Regions from separate parts of the Homo sapiens genome. Here region 1 is linked to region 2. The links are chromatin loops, found by intact Hi-C in ENCODE. Cell type or tissue: heart left ventricle. All regions are shown on one strand. Each heading gives the region's core, and the rest is flanking DNA. Links, peaks and the distances in the headings are about the cores only. Region 1 holds the start of LOC107985573 (a long non-coding RNA gene). Region 2 has its middle 10 kb from the start of IL17RA.

Region 1 (8,328 bases), core at 143-8,142, 130 kb before region 2:
CCTAACAGACTTGTATAGTATCATTATTATTATTACTATTTAAGACAGGGTCTCATTCTATCATCTAGGCTGGAGTGCAGTGGCACAATCTCGGCTCACTTCAGACTCAACCTCCCAGGCTGAAGCAATCCTCCTGTGTCAGCCTCCTGTGTCAGCTGAAGCAATCCTCCTGTGTCAGCACACTAGAGGTGTGCACCATCATGCCCAGCTAATTTTTGTATTTTTTGTGAGATGGGGTTTTGCCGTGTTGCCCAGGCTGGTCTTGAACTCTGCGGCTCAAGCCGTCCTCTCACCTTGGCCTCCCAAAGTGCTAGGACTACAGGCATGAGCCGAGCCATTGTGCCTGGCATTGTATAGTAATATTATAAGTGACAATTAATTTGGTCACAGAAATGTCTACAGAGTGCCCCCCTGAGGTTACTTCCCTTTATGAAATGAGAAACGTGAAGCTGAGCAAGGTTAATTAGCTTATGCAAGGACACACAGCTGGTAAATGGCCAGTTGGGGATACAAACCTGGGTGCTGATTCGAGTTATTTCCATTCCACTCCCTTCATTAACCTGCTCGAGCTGCCATAACAGAATACCACAGGCTGGGGAGCTTAAACAATAGGAACTGATTTTCTCAAGCCGGGCACACTGGGTCATGCCTGTAATCCTAGCACTTCGGGAGGCTGAGGTGGGAGGATCACTTGCACCCAGGAGTTCAAGACCAGCCTGGTGGCCGGGTGTGGTGGCTCATGCTTGTAATCCTAACACTTTGGGAGACCGAGGTGGGCGGATCACTTGAGGTCAGGAGTTCAAAACCAGCCAGGCCAACATGGTGAAACCCTGTCTCTACTAAAAATACAAAAAAATTAGCCGTGCATGCTGGCAGCCACCTGTAATCCCAGCTACTCGGGAGGCCAAGGCAGGAGAATCACTTGAACCTGGGAGGCGGAGGTTGCAGAGAGCTGAGATCATGCTACTGCACTCCAGCCTGGGCGACAGAGCAAGATTCTGTTTAAAAAAAAAAAGAAAGAAAGAAAGACCAGTCTGGGCAACATAGTGAGATCCCCATCTCAACAAAAAATAAAAAATTAACCAGATGTGGTGGTGTACACCTATAGTCTCAGCTACCCCAGGGGGCTGACATAAGAGGATTGCTTGAGCCTGGGAGATTGAGGCTGCAGCGAGCTGTGATTGTGACACTGCACTCCAGCCTGGGCAACAGAGTGAGACCCTGTTTCAAAAAAAAAAAAAAAAAAGAAGGAATTGATTTTCTCATGGTTCTGGAGGCTGGAAGTCTAAGATCAAGGTGCCAGGGCAGGGGTGGTTCCTCCTGAGACCTCTGTCCTTGGCGTGCAGAAGGCGCCTCTGGCTGTGTACTCACATGGCCTTTCCTCTGTATGTGCACTCCTGCGGTCTCTTCTTCTTCTTCTTTTTTTTTTTTTGAGATGAGTCTTGCTGTGTCGCCCAGGCTGGAGTACAGTGGTGCGATCTCAGCTCACTACAACCTCCACTTCCAGGGTTCAAACAATTCTCTTGCCTCCCTAGTAACTGGGATTACAGGGACAAACCACCACGCCTGGCTGATTTTTGTATTTTAGTAGAGATGGGGTTTCACTATGTTGGCCAGGCTGATCTCGAACTCCTGACCTCAAATGATCCACCCATCTTGGCCTCCCAAAGTGTTGGGATTACAGGCGTGAGCCACCACGCCTGGCCTCCTCTTCTTACAAGGACACCCATCTTATTAGGGTAGAGCCCCATCCTTACAACCTCATTTAGTCTTAATCATCTCTTTAAAATTCCCTTCTCCAAATGAGGGCTAGGGCTTCAATATTTGAATTTGGGGGTTTGGGGACACAAGTTAGTCCATAACATTCCCCAAAAAGAGCTTGGTCTAGTTTCCTGTCAGTGGGTATAGGAAGAAAAAAAGAGAGAGAGAGAGAGCTTTTTGGTCTAGAAAGTACAGTGGGGTCAGACTGGCCAAGCATACAGAGGGAGGACAGGAGCCAGGAGAGACTGACTGGTGAGCTCTCATCTTAAGCAGTCTCCTGCGTTTGGGGTTTGGGTTTAAGCAGGCAGTGGGCTGCCTGGCCACAGGACCCATGCTTATATCGTGAGCGTGGGAATGCTCCCCTTTGCCCCTTCCTTATCTCCACTCTAGGGTGAATCCTGTGAGCTGCTAGCTGGGATATGCAAGGTGGGTAGCAGTCCTATGGGCGCCCGGGGGCAGTGTCCTGGATCATGCCTCTGCCACTCCCCACTTCGTGTCTTGGACAGCTTGCTGAGGAATTTCACTCTGGTGACCCAGCACCCGGAGGTGATTTACACAAACCAAAATGTTGTCTGGTCGAAATTTGAAACCATCTTCTTCACCATCTCTGGTCTCATCCATTACGCACCAGTGTTCAGAGACTATGTCTTCCGGAGCATGCAGGAGTTCTACGAGGACAACGTGCTCTACATGGAGATCAGAGCCAGGCTGCTGCCGGTGAGCCCAGCTCTCCTCTCTGTTCCTCCCACCTCCTTTGCTCTGGCCTGACTCAGATCTTAGCTGGTAGAAGACTGAATGCTCATGAATTGACCACTCAGGTCTCTGGTGCAAGGGATCATGTGCCTTTCCAGGGGCCAACATGAGCAAGGAAACCTGAAATGGACTGGGCAGCCTCCAGCAAAACTGGGAACACATTCCGTGCTGCCCTTTGCCCCCCTGTTTCTCATGGTTCCCCGTTCTCCCCTCTGCCATGATACTCAGGGCCTCGTGACATAAGCTGAGAAGGAGAATTGGGATAGAGCCATCTTAGGGGCCAAAACAAGGGGTTTGAAAAATAAAAGGAGCCACATGGCAGGGTGAGGGCAAGAGACATGCAGATGCATAATCGTCCATGGGATTTGGAAATTACAAGGTCACCTTTGAGCAGTTTCAGTAACATGCTGAGAAGAGAAACCCCATTTCTGGGAGTAGAAAAATGAAATAGACGGCCGGGCATGGTGGCTCACACCTGTAATCCCAGCACTTTGGGAGGCCGAGGCAGGCAGATCACAAGGTCAAGAGTTTGAGACCAGCCTGGCCAATATGGTGAAACACTGTCTCTACTAAAAATACAAAAAATTAGCCGGGCATGAGCCTGTAGTCCCAGCTACTCGGGAGGCTGAGGCAGGAGAACACTTGAACCTGGGAAGCAGAGATTGCACTGAGCCAAGATCGCACCACTGCACTCCAGCCTGGGTGACAGAGTTAGATGTTGTCTCAAAAAACACACACACACAAAAAAAAAAAGAAAGAAAGGAAAAGAGAAAGAAAAATGAAATACAGGTGATGAATTGGAGCCAGGTTTGGCTGATTAAAGGCTCTGAGTGTGATTTGAGAAAAAGAACATCGAGATAGCTGGAGGGAACCACAGGGGCCACAGGTTTCTTTTTAGGATGGAGAGACTTGTTTTGCACACAGAAGGAAGAAGTGTGGAGAGGTTAAAAAGAGAGGGGAGGCCAGGTGCATTGGCTCATGCCTATAATCCCAGCACTTTGGGAGGCTAAGGCTGGTGGATCACTTGAGGCCAGGAGTTTGAAACCAGCCTGGTCAACATGGCGAAATTCCATCTCTACTAAAAATACAAAAATTAGCTGTTGGCCGGGCGAGGTGGCTCATGCCTGTAATCTCAGCACTCGGGAGGCTGAGGCAGGCGGATCACGAGGTCGAGATCGAGACCATCCTGGCCAACATGGTGAAACCCTGTCTCTACTAAAAATACAAAAATTAGCTGGGCGCGATGGCGCATGCCTGTACTTCTAGCTACTTGGGAGGCTGAGGCAGGAGAATTGCTTGAACCTGGGAGGTGGAGGTTGCAGTGAGCAGAGATTGTGTCATTGCACTCTAGCCTGAGTGACAGAGTGAGACTGTCTCAAAAAAAAAAAAAATTAGCTGGCATGGTGGTGCGCACCTGTAATCAGCTACTCGGGAGGCTGAGGCGGGAGAATCACTTGAACCCAGGGGGAGGAGCTTGCAGTGAGCAGAGATACCGCCATTGCTCTTCAGCCTGGATGACAGAGCGAGACTCCGTCTCAAAAAAAAAAAAAAAAAAAAAAGAAAAAAGAAAAAAAAATTTGATTTTAAGGAAGGAAGTTTGGAGAGAGTGAAATGGAAAGGAGTAGAAAGAGTCCAAAAGAAGGGAGCATCATCAAAAAAATCTGATTTTTGGGTCTTGCATTTTGGCCAGAAGCAAAGGATAACTGAGGTTAGGTACTCTGAGATGGACTGACACCAGGCTCCGTGTTGGTAGGGGAGGGATCTTTCGAGGAGAGCAGCCCTAGGTGCTCAAATACTGCTAGAGTTTTATTTCAGTGAGTTTATTGGAGAGAACTTTCCTGAGGATGTTTTTGTTGGGCTGAGGGAGATGGGGTATTGTGGGAGTGGGCAGGATCCTTGGGTGTTTTATGTGGTGAGCTCAGACGGGTTTGAGCTGGTTAAAGGTTATCAGTGGCTTGGGGAAAGTGACCTTTGGTAGAGTCTTCTCCACATTGTATCCAAGAGAGTCTGCTCGTTCATTTACATATTGATCGGATACACAAATGCCTTGGGGACTGACAGTTAAGCTTGTGGAAAGGCCCACATGGTGGCAGTATTTTAGTTTTGTTAGCATATTCTGTAGGCTTTTATACGCTCCGAAGTTTACTGTTTGTAGACCCAGAAGTGATAGGACTCCGCAGGATCAATACACACTGAACAAATTCATAAGGGATAGATGTGTAAACAAGAAAGTCAGAATGCTGTTATCATTCGGACCAGACACTTATGCTTCATCAGGAAATTCTCCTCTTTTCTTTTCTTTCTTCTTCTTCTTTTTTTTTTTTGACAGAATTTCTGTCGCCCAGGCTGGAGTGTAGTGGTATGATCTTGCCTCACTGCAACCTCCACCTCCCAGGTTCAAGCGATTCTCGTGCCTCAGCCTCCCGAGTAGCTGGGACTACAGATGCACACCACCATGCCTGGCTAATTTTTTGTATTTTCAGTAAATGGGGTTTCACCATGTTGGCCAGGTTAGTCTTGAACTCCTGACCTCAGCTGATCCACTCGTTATTCAAGTTATTCCAGTTTGTGGGTCTCAACTCTCCCTTTGCTTGGCATCCTGGACTGACCCACCTTTTTCCTTAGATATGTTTTTTTTTTTTTTGAGGCAGAGTTTCGCTCTTGTTGCCCAGGCTGGAGTGCAATGGCACCATCTTGGTTTACTGCAACCTCCGCCTCCTGGGTTCAAGGGAACCTCCTGCCTCAGCCTCTGGAATAGCTGGGATTACAGGCGTGCACCACCACACCCAGCTAATTTTTGTATTATTAGTAGAGACAGGGTTTTACCATGTTGGCTAGGCTGGTCTTGCACTCCTGACCTCAGGTGATCCACCCACCTCGGCCTCCCAAAGATTACGAGCCACCATGCCCGGCCTTTTCCTTAGATATGTTAATACCCTTGGTGAGTTTAGCGGCAAGGCTGGATCCTGGAGAGTCCGATCTCTTGTGTGATCTGCATGTCTCCACTTGGATCTGTTGCTTGTTTTCTATTTTAACTCTCTGAGTGCAGAGTTATATTTCCATTTCTGAGTTCTTGAGAAGTGGGAGGGGAACATTAACTTTGCCTTGCAGTGGAGCTTTCATCAGTTTTGTGGACAGAGCAGACAGACAAGACACAGGACACAAATCATCCTTTTAAAAGAAAAGAGAGGGTCTCATCTTTTATTGAGAAAAGAATTTCTGAAAAGGGAGGCGCTGGCAAAAATTGATGAGCTGACTTTGCTCCTGGCCTAGGTAGGCTGGAAGAAACTGCACTTCCCAGAGCAGGTGATTCTTGTGTTTGTTTGTTTGTTGTTTTTGAGACATTCTGTGTTGCCCAGGCTGGAGTAAAGTGGCGTGATCTTGGCGCATTGTAACCTCCGCCTCCCGGATTCAAGTGATTCTCCTGCCTCAGCCTCCCGAGTAGCTGGGATTACAGGTGTACACCACCGCACTCAGCTAATTTTTGTATTTTTAGAAGAGATGAGATTTCACCATATTGGCCAGGCTGGTTTCGAACTCACGACCTCAAGTGATCCACCCACCTTGGCATCCCAAAGTGCTGGGATTACAGGCGTGAGCCACCGCGCCTGGCGAGATGGGGTTTTACCATATTGCCCAGGCTGGTCTGGAACTCCTGAGCTCAGGCAAATACACCCACGTCGGCCTCCCAAAGTACTAGGATTACAGACGCGAGCCATGCCCAGCTATTAATTCATCTTATTGATGTCGAAACTAAAGCCTGGAAAGGTCAAAGAGCTTGATGAAGGTCAAATAGGTAGTAAGGGGTGGCTGGACCCAGACCAGGGCTCCTAAGTTCGTCGCTTTCCTCACCGCGCTGGGCTCTCTGAGCGTCCTAATAGCCACGCCCACCTCAAATGGCGATCCCAGAGAGCATCTGGCTTCAATTTTCCTTTTTCCGGAGGGGAGATGGATTCCCTGGAATGGAACTGGGCTCTGGTAGGGGAGAACTTCCTGTTGGGCAAATCCTGACAACTGTCTTGGTGTGGGAGTGCATAGGGAACTCCGACCCTCGCAGAACCCTGGGATCTTCGTGGGTGGAGGGGAAGAGGATAGAGGAGGGGAGGGAGGAGACGCTGAGACAGAGGCTTTCATCTTGAGCCTGGTGGGGAGGCATGTGGGAGAAGTTGCTGAGCGGTTGGATCGGAGGGAGGAAGAGAAGGGCCAGAGCACTGGCTTCCTGTTCCATCTTCCCCCTTGTTCTGCAGGTGGCCATTTTCTCCTTCCAGAGCCGGAGGTGGAGAGACTTGGGGGCCTGCCCAGCTCCAGTCCTCTGTCCTCACTCTGCCCGTCTCCGCCCGTCCCCCAGCCAACCTTTGGAGAAGGTGCTGGGCTGCTAGGATTTGGGATTCTGGTGGAGGGGGAGGGGGAGGGGATGTGCCCATTTGTTCGGGTCTGACCCTGGAACAAAGGCTTTTGCCACGGAGAGTCTAGGTCTTAATGCCCCCCATTAGCCAGAGTTGGGGGGCCACCAACACATTAACAACTAAAAACAGTCTTCACTAGAATCCTTTTGCTGAGCCCCCTCGCCTCCCCCTGCCTGGTCGCAGGCTAATTCCGGCCTGGGCTGCTGTGGACGGACTATCCTGGCCGCTGAGCCTCCCATTGTGTTCCTAATGCTCAGTAACAAAGGCTGCTCGCCGGTAGCAACGGTCGCTAGGCGGGTCTTATCTCCTGGGCTCCGGCCCCTTCCCCCACGGCAGAGTCTGAGGCCCAGACTGGGTCCCCTGAGTCTTTAGCATGGGGCTCTTCCAAGACCCCGGAGGGTTATCCACAGGGGATGGCCCTGCTGGCACTTATGGAGGGGAGAGCTTATGGGAGACACGTCGGTGGCAGAGAACCTGTGACAGTCGTTCCCAGACGTTTTCTAAGACGTTGTCGTTCATACAGTAAGCATTTCTAGTGCTCCCTGTACCCGCGCTCCCCAGCCCCCATGCTTTTGCCTGGATTCTTAGCAGACCTTTCATTCAAAATTCCATTTGGCTCCTTGCTGAATGAAGCGAACCCTGTGTCATGTTGCTGGTGTCGCTTTACGAGAACACGCACCCTCTTAACTGCTCCCTTTTTGACAGGACTCATCCGACTATGCTGTCATTGTGCTATTTACTTGTCTGTCGATTGGAACAGTGGCAGATCTTCAGCCCAGCTGTATATCGCACCCTAGCACCACCTGGGAGATTACAAACACCAAGCTTCTACCCCACAGATTCTGATTTGGTTGCTCTGGGGTGGGACACAGGCATTTTTCCTCTCCTTGAGTGATGCCAATGTGCCGCCAGGGCTGAGATGTCACTCTAGTGACTGTCACCTTTCTACAGGAGGGGGCAGGGGCCTCCTGATGACAGGAGACAACTCAGGGCAAGCAAAATTCTGAAATGTGGTCGGCCTCCAGCCCCACTAATTATGCAGGGGTACTGAGTTTCTCAATTTTTTTGTTTTTTTTTTTTTTGAGACGGAGTTTCGTTCTTGTTGCCCAGACTGGAGTGCAATGGTGCAATCTTGGCTCACCGCAACCTCCGCCTCCCGGGTTCAAGCGATTCTCCTGCCTCAGCCTCCCGAGTAGCTGGGAATACAGGCATGTGCCACCACACCCGGCTAATTTTCTATTTTTAGTAGAGACGGGGTTTCTCCATGTTGGTCAGGCTGGTCTCGAATTCGTGACCTCAGGTGATCCGCCCGCCTTGGCCTCCCAAAGTGCTAGGATTATAGGCGTGAGCCACCGTGCTCAGCCTTCTCAAACTTTTAAAGCCTCAAAATCCTTATCTGTAAAATGAG
Region 2 (8,328 bases), core at 42-8,041:
AGTCTCCCGAGTAGCTGGGATTCAGGTGCCCCCCACCACGCCTGGCTAATTTTTTGTATTTTTAGTAGAGAGGGGGCTTCACCATGTTGGCCAGGCTGGTCTTGAACTCCTTATCTCATGATTCACCCACCTCGGCCTCCCAAAGTGCTGGGATTACAGGCGTGAGCCACCGCACCCGGCCTTTGTTTTTTTTTTTTTTTTTTTTAGAGACAGTGTCTCACTATGTTGCCCAGGCCGGTCAGCTGATCTCAAACTATGACCTCAAGTTACCCTCTTGCCTCAGCCTCCTGGATACCTGGGATTACAGGCACTAGCCACCATATCCAGTCTTCAAGCTTTTAAATTCAACTTACAAAGCTTGCTAGTTTATTTATTTATTTAGTTGCTTACTTATTTATTTGAAACAGGTTCTAGCTCTGTTATGCAGGCTGGAGTGTAGTGGCACAATCACGACTCACTGCAGCCTCAACCTCCTGGGCTCAAGTGATCCTCTAGCCTCAGCCTCCACAGTAGCTGGAACTCCAGGTGTGCACCACCATGCCTGGCTAATTTTATATTTTTTTTGTAGAGACAGGGTCTCACTATGTTGCCCAGGCTGACCTCAAACTCCTGGGCTCAAGTGATCCTCCCACCTCAGCTTCCCAAAGTACTGGGATTACAGGCATGAGCCACCATGCCCAGCTCCAGTCCATTTATTAATCTGGTAATATTGGTATAAAATAAGAACAATCACTTTTACTTGTTCTTTAATTCATGTGCTATTAACTCATAAATGTAAGAGACTAAATCTTCCTTAAACACTTAACACTACTTCAAACTTGATTCATTACATTTCCTAAGACATTTCAAACCACATCGCAAATTTTATGTGCATGTTTCTCTTAAAAGTTTCAAATGCTGACTGCTAGACTTACAAATTTAATACAAAAATATTTCTAAGCATCTATACAACACCTGAAAAAGCTAATAAATCAAACTGTTAACAAGTTGTAATAAGTTATTAAAGTAATGGCCCTCAGTTTGTTCACACCAATTCTCCTGCCTCAGCCTCCTGAGTAGCTGGGACTACAGGCGCACGCCATCATGCCTGGCTAATTTTTGTATTTTTAGTAGAGATGGGGTTTCACAGTGTTAGCCAAGATGGTCTCGATCTCCTGACCTCCTGATCCACCCGCCTCGGCCTCCCACAGTGCTGGGATTACAGGCGTGAGCCACCGCGCCCGGCCTGCCTAGACCACTTATCTTAGAACACAGGACTTTCCAGAATCCTGATTTTCAGAATGTGGCTGAGAGATGTCAGCGCCATTTTTCTGAGAGGTGAGCTCTTAGCAGAGATAGAAATTGTTTCTTTTCTATTTTTATTTCTAAGAGGAATTAGAGTTAGAGCCAGAGAGAGCTATTTAATTAAAAGGATGGGAGGCCAGTCCAAGGATTGTTAAACTGAAGTCCATAGATAGGCTCTAGGAAGTTTGTAAACACTTGGAAATAATTTGAAAAATGTTTGTGTGAGTGTGCTTTTCTCTGGAAAGAGAGTTCATAAGTCTCATCAGATTTTTGAAATAGTTTTGGCATTAACAAAACTAAACCAAACCACCACCACTACACAACCAAACTACAACACTGAGGCTCTGATAGAGAAATTTTGTGACTCATGCCACACAGGTAGTCAGTGGCAGAGCCCAGGATAAAGAGAGCCAGATGGTGTGCTTGGTAAAGAAGTTAGAAGTTTTTAGCTCTCAGGCTAGGGGGTCTTCCTGTTGCATGAAGCCAGACTGAGAATAATTACATGCAGGAATAGCAATTAAATTTATATTTTAAAGAAAAGGTACATTGGTGGGGTGTGGTGACTCACACCTGCAATCCCAGCACTTTGGGAGGCTGAGGTGGGCAGATCACTTGAGGTCAGGAGTTCGAGACCAGCCTGGCCAACATGGTGAAACTCTGTCTCTACTAAAAATGTAAAAATTGGCCAGGCATGGTGGCTCACGCCTGTAATCCCAGCATTTTGGGAGGCCAAAGTGGGCGGATCAGGAAGTCAGGAGTTTGAGACCAGCCTGGCCAACATGATGAAATTCCGTCTCTACTAAAAATACAAAAATTAGCTGAGCGCGTGGCATGGTGGCGGGCGCTTGCAATCCCAGCTAGTCGGGAGGCTGAGGCAGGAAAATTGCTTGAACCTGGGATGCAGAAGTTGCAGTGAGCTGAGAACGCGCCACTGCACTCCAGCCTGGGTGACCCAGCAAGACTTCATCTCAAAAAAATTAGCCGGGCGTGGTGGCGGGTGCCTGTAATCCTAGTTACTCGGGAGGCTGAAGCGGGAGAATCATTTGAACCCAGGAGGCATAGGTTTCAGTGAGCCAAGATCACACCACTGCACTCCAGCCTGGGTAACAGAGTGAGATTCCGTCTCAGAAAAAAGAAAAGAAAAGAAAAGAAAAGGTACATTGAGATTTGAAGAAACAGAGGAGAGGGTTGTAGGTGACTGACTAGAAATAATGTTACGGGAGGAAGAGTGAATGATGTGGTGAAGGGTATAGAACTATGAGAAAGTCCTTGTCAATCACATGGCTAGAGAATGGTGATCACTGAAAAGGAGGTAAAATATAAAAACATTTGCAGAATATTTCTCAATCGAAAATTTTACTAGGGGTTCTAAAATGGTGCTGCGGAAGCAAGCTGGCTTTACTTCCCCAACAGAAAACTGAAAAGAAACACATAGCACCAAGATCATCACCAGCAATGTTCCAGAACTCAAATATGAAGATGAGAGTTCCTGGGGCCACATATGAAAAAAACTTTGAGACATTGTCAAGAGAATCAGACTTAAAGAAAATTTTTTTTAAAGACGGGGTCTCGCTCTATTGCCCAGGTTGGAGTGCAGTGGCTCACTGCAACCTGTACTTCCCGGGTTCAAGCAATTCTCCTGCCTCAGCTTCCTGAGTAGCTGGGGTTACAAGTGTGCGCCACCACGCGTGGGTAATTTTTGTATTTTTAGTAGAGACAGATTTCACCATGTTGGCCAGGCTGGTCTTGAACTCCTTACCTCAGGTGATCTGCCTGCCTCGGCCTCCCAAAGTGCTGAGATTACAGGTGTGAGCCACTGTGCCTGGCTGAGACTCAGACTTCTATATCCATCATGCCCCTCCCTCAAATCTGCCCCACACCAAGCGTGCAGAAAACTCGCTGACTCATGCATTCTTCACTGGAAAAAGTGAGATCGAGATGGCCAGCCAGCTTCTCCATCATCGTGGGTTCACTGGCAGGAAACCTGTCCCTGACTCAACCCACAGAAAGCAACCCACAGAAAGGTTGAGTCCCTGACTCAACCCACAGAAACTCAACCCACAGAAAGGCACAGAAAGAAAGTGTGCCTGGAATAAGAAATATCCCAGAGGACAGCCAGAGACAGAGTAGGGAGGCAGGACCACCATCCCCAGCCCTGGACACTCTGCTCTAATTTGGCCAAAGGAGACAGCAAATCAGCGTGGCTGTTAAGCAGCACCATGTGGTAGGTTTGTTCCACAGGTCCCCTGGGCACAACCCCTAACCATCCTTCCCACACTACTGAAATGTCCCCTTTGAGACCTCCCTTATCCTGATGGGTGGCACTCTTTTGTTTTGAGATGGAGTCTCACCCTGTCACCAGGCTGGAGTGCAGTGGCACGATCTTGGCTCACTGCAACCTCTGCCTCCCGGGTTCAAGCGATTCCCCTGCCTCAGCCTGCCGAGTAGCTGGGACTACAGGCGCGTGTCACCACGCCCAGCTAATTTTTGTATTTTCAGTAGAGACAGGGTTTCACCATGTGGGCCAGGATGGTCTTGATCCCTTGACCTCGTGATCCGCCCACCTCAGCCTCCCAAAGTGCTAGGATTACAGGCATGAGCCACAGCGCCAGGCCGGGTGGCACTAATTGCTTTCCAGAACCAAGGCAAACCTGGGCTTATGCCACCATCTAGTGTCAAAAAGGAGGCAGTGACCTAGCTGGAAAAAAAGAAAAATAAAATAAATAAATAAATAAATAAAACCAACAGGTAAATTAAAAATAAAAACCCCAAGCAAACATATCAAATAAAAACTGAAACAAGCCAGACAGAGAAGATTGAAATAAATAACAAATCCTTTAATGCAAAGACATAGACTCACATCACAGGAAACAATAGCAAAGAAGGAATCATGACTCCAAATGGACAAAGTGAGGAACCAGTGACTGACCTTAATGAGTCAGCAATCTGTGAACCTCTGACCAAGAATTCAAAATATCTGTTTTGAGAAAACTCAGTGATATCCAAGATAACATACAAAAGTAATTCAGAAATTTACAAGAGAAATTTAATACAGAGATTGAAATTTTGAATAATCAAACAGAAATCTTGGAGCTGAGAAATAAATTCACTCAACTAAAAAATTCATGGCCAGTCGTGGTCGCTCACACCTGTAATCCCAGCACTTTGGGAGGCCAAGGTGCCTGAGCTCAGGAGTTCGAGACCAGCTTGGGCAACATGGTGAAACCCCGTCTCTACTAAAATACAAAAAATGAGCTGGGCATGGTGGCATGCGCCTGTAGTCCCAGCTACTCGGGAGGCTGAGGCAGACGTATTACTTGAACCCAGGAGGCGGAGGTTGCAGTGAGTCAAGATCATGCCACTGCACTCTAGCCTGGGCGACAGAGTGAGACTCTGTCTCTGAAAAAAAAAAAAAAAATCATTAGAGGCTCTCAACCAGCGAAATGAATCAAGCAGAGGGAAAAAACCAGCAAGCTCAAAGACAGGCTTCTAAAAAATACACAGAGGAGCAAAAACAAAAAAAGAATAAAATGCAATAAAAATTGTCTCCTAAATATAGAAAATTACCTCAAAAGACCAAATCTAAGAATTCTTGGTGTTCAAAAGGGAGTTGAGCAAGAGCAAAGGGTGGAAAGCTTATTCAAAATCAAACACGGACACTCAAAAAACTTTCCAAACTTGAGAAAGAGACAAATAGCCACATACAAGAAGATCAGAGAACACCAAACAGGTTCAACCCAAATAAGACTACCAAAAGGCATATAATAACGAAATGCTCAATGGTCAAGGGTAAAGAAAGGATTCTAAAAGCAGCAAGAGAAAAGAAGCAAATAACATATAAAAAAGCTCCAATTTGTCTGGCAACAGATTTCTCAATTGGAACTATACAGATCAGAAGGGAATGGGATGGCATTTTCAAAGTGCTGAAAGAAAAAAACTGCCATTTAAGAATACTGTATTGGAAAAGTGTCCCTTCAAATATGGAGAGGACATAAAGTCTCTTCTGGACAAACAAAAGATGAGAGTTCACTACCACCAGACCTGTGTTACAAGAAGTGCTAAGGAGAATTCTTCAATCAGAAAGAAAGAAAAAAAAAACACTAACATGCAAAAAGAAAATATGTAAAGGTATGAAACCTGCTGGTAAAATTAAGTACATGAACAAACCCAGAATACTCTAATACTATAATTTCAATGTGCAATCTACTCATAACTAGTATGCAGCCCAAAAGACAAATCTATCAAAAACAACAATACCTACAGCAATCTGTTAGGAGATGGACATTATAGAAATACACATACATTGAGACAACATAAAGTCAGAATGTGGGGGATGGAGTTAAATTGTAAAGTTAAACTCTTTTTTCCGTGTTCATTTTTATTTTCTTTAAGCTGTTATCTCTTTAAAATAACCTGTTATATCTATAAAATGTTTTTGGTAAGCCTCATGGTAATCACAATGCACAAACCTGAAATAGATTCATTAAAAATAAAAGCAATGAGTTAAAACATACTACCAGAGAATATCACTTAACCTCAAAGAAAGACAGGACTAAAGAAAGATAGGAAGAAAGAAAGAAAGGAAGCAAGGAGTTACAAAACGATCAGAAAACAAGCAACAAAATGGCAGTAGTAATAATATCAATAATAACCCTGCATGTAAATGGACTCAATTCTCCAATTAAAAGCCATGGGTTGGCTGACAGGATAAAGAAACAAGACCCAACTATATGCTGCCTACAACAAACCCATCTCACCTATAAAGACACACCAAGACTGAAAGTGAAGGGATAGCAAAAGACATTCCATGCAACTGGAAGCCAACAAAGAGCAGGAGTAGTTATTCTTATATCAGATAAAATAGACTACAAATAAAAGACTGTAAAAAGAGATAAAGAAGGTCACTATAGAGCCTTGGACAATACACAACACATGGAAACAAAACAACATGCTCTTGAACAATCAATAGGTCAATAAAGAAATTAAGAAGGAAATTTTAAAAAGTTGAAACAAATGGAAATGGAAATACAACAAGCCAAAATCTATGGGATACAGCAGAAGCAGTAACAAGAGGGATGTTTATAGCAATAAATGCCTATAAGAAAAAAGTAGATTCCAAACACTGTGAAATCAAGAAAAAAAAAGGTAGAAAGACTTCATATAAACAACCTAATGATGCACCTCAAGGCACTAGAAAAGCAAGAGCAAACCAAAGCCAGAATTAGGAGGAAAGAAATAATAAAGATCAGGGAACTAAATGAAATTGAGACTAAAGAAATTACAAATAATCAATGAAACAAAAAGTTGGCTTTTTGAAAAGATAAACAAAATAAACCTTTAGCTAAACTAAGAAAAAAAGAGCAAAAATTCAAATACATAAAATCAGAAATGAAAAAAGAGACATAACTGAGACAATAGAAGTACAAAGAATCATTAGAAACTACATAAACAACTATACACCAACAAACTAAAAAACCTAGAAGAAATGCATACATTTCCGGACATATACAATGCATCAAGATTGAACCATGAAGACAGCTGGGCACAGTGGCTTATGCCTGTAATCTCAGCACTCTGGGAGGCCAAAGTGGGTGGATCACTTGAGTTCAGGAGTTAGAGACCAGCCTGGCCAACATCATGAAACCCCACCTCTACTAAAAATACAAAAATTAGCCAAGCTTGGTAGTGGGCACCTGTAATCCCAGCTACTCGGGTGGCTAAGGCAGGAGAATCATTTGAACCCAGGAGGCGGAGGTTGCAGTGAGCCAAGGTCACACCACTGCACTCCAGCCTGGGTGACAGAGCGAGACTCCATCTCAAAAAAAAAAAAAGATTGAACCGTGAAGAAATAGAAAACTTCAACAAATCAATAATGAGTACCGAGATCGAAGCAGTAATAAAAACTCTCTCACCAAAGAAAAGCCAGGTAAGCATGGGGACTCACGCCTGTAATCCCAGCACTTTGGGAGGCCGAGGTAAGCAGATCACTTGAGAACAGGAGTTCGAGACAAGCATGGCCAAATAGCAAAACCCTATCTCTACTAAAAATATAAAAATTAGCTGGGCGTGGTGGCACATGCCCGTAATCCTAGCTACTCAGGAGGCTGAGCACAAGAATAACTTGAACCTGGGAGGCAGAGGTTGCAGTGAGCCGAGATTGCCCCACTGCACTCCAGCCTGGGTGATAGAGCAAGACTATGTCTAATTAATTAATTAATTAATTAATTAATAAAGCCCAGAACCTGATGGCTTCACTGCTGAATTCTACCAAACATTTAAAGAAGAAATAATATCCTGCCAGGCACAGTGGCTCACACCTGTAATCCCAGCATTTTGGGAGGCTGAGGCAAGTGGATCACTTCAGGTCAGGAGTTCAAGGCCAGCCTGGCCACCATGTTGAAACCCTGTCTCTACTAAAAATGCAAAAATTAGCTGGGTGTGGTGGTGGATGTCTGTAGTCCCAGCTACTCAGGAGGCTGAGGCATGAGAATCCCTAGAACCCAGGAGGTGGAGGTTGCAGTGAGCCCAGATGGCGCCGTTGCACTCCAGCCTGGGCGATGGAGTGAGACTCTGTCTCAAAAAAAAAAAAAAAGAAATAATACTAATTATATTCAAGAAAGTGCTTCAAAAAATTGAAGAGGAGGGAATACTTCTAAACTTATTCTAGAAAGTCAGCATTACTCTGATACCAAAACCAGATAAATACACACAAAAAAGAAAACCACAGGCCAATATCAAGCATAAACATAGATGCAAAAATTCTCAACAAAATACTAGTGAACTTCAACAACATGTTAAAAAATAATTCACCATGATCAAGTAAAATTCATCCCAGGAATTCAAGGATGATTCAACATACGCAAATCAATAAATGTGATACATCACATTAACAGAACCAAGAACAGAAGCCATATGACCATTTCAATAGATATTGAAAAATCATCCAATAAAATTCAACATACCTTTATAGTAAAAATCCTCAGCAAACTGGGTATAGAAGAAACATACCTCAAAATAACATAGGCCGTAGATGACAAACACACA

What was found. Peaks named below come from ENCODE experiments on the same cell type or tissue, not always from the same donor. Only the 100,000 strongest peaks of a DNase experiment are listed, where the experiment ranks them.
Region 1: a loop joins it to region 2, with 4 times the contacts of the local background. A loop is called at or near these places in 13 of 110 quality-filtered maps.

Annotation. Positions count from the first base shown.
Region 1 is chr22:17,197,713-17,206,040 of GRCh38, reverse strand. ADA2 (adenosine deaminase 2) reads left to right here. Exons shown (of 10, transcript NM_001282225.2): 4 at 2,268-2,478. It overlaps LOC107985573 (a long non-coding RNA gene), which reads left to right and starts at 7,252. Exons shown (of 2, transcript XR_001755419.2): 1 at 7,252-7,442; 2 at 7,626-7,980. RefSeq lists enhancers at 3,362-3,862, 6,141-6,646, 6,647-7,150, 7,151-7,655. In heart left ventricle, for the core only: a CTCF peak has its summit at 4,605 (motif pointing right); a DNase peak (open chromatin) is centred at 7,200; H3K4me3 peaks cover 1,584 bases; H3K27ac peaks cover 1,793 bases.
Region 2 is chr22:17,070,732-17,079,059 of GRCh38, reverse strand. No RefSeq gene overlaps it. Among named protein-coding and RNA genes, the nearest start is that of IL17RA, 10 kb to the left of the region's middle. RefSeq lists an enhancer at 2,558-2,727 and a silencer at 3,888-3,947. In heart left ventricle, for the core only: a CTCF peak has its summit at 3,963 (motif pointing left); a DNase peak (open chromatin) is centred at 3,889.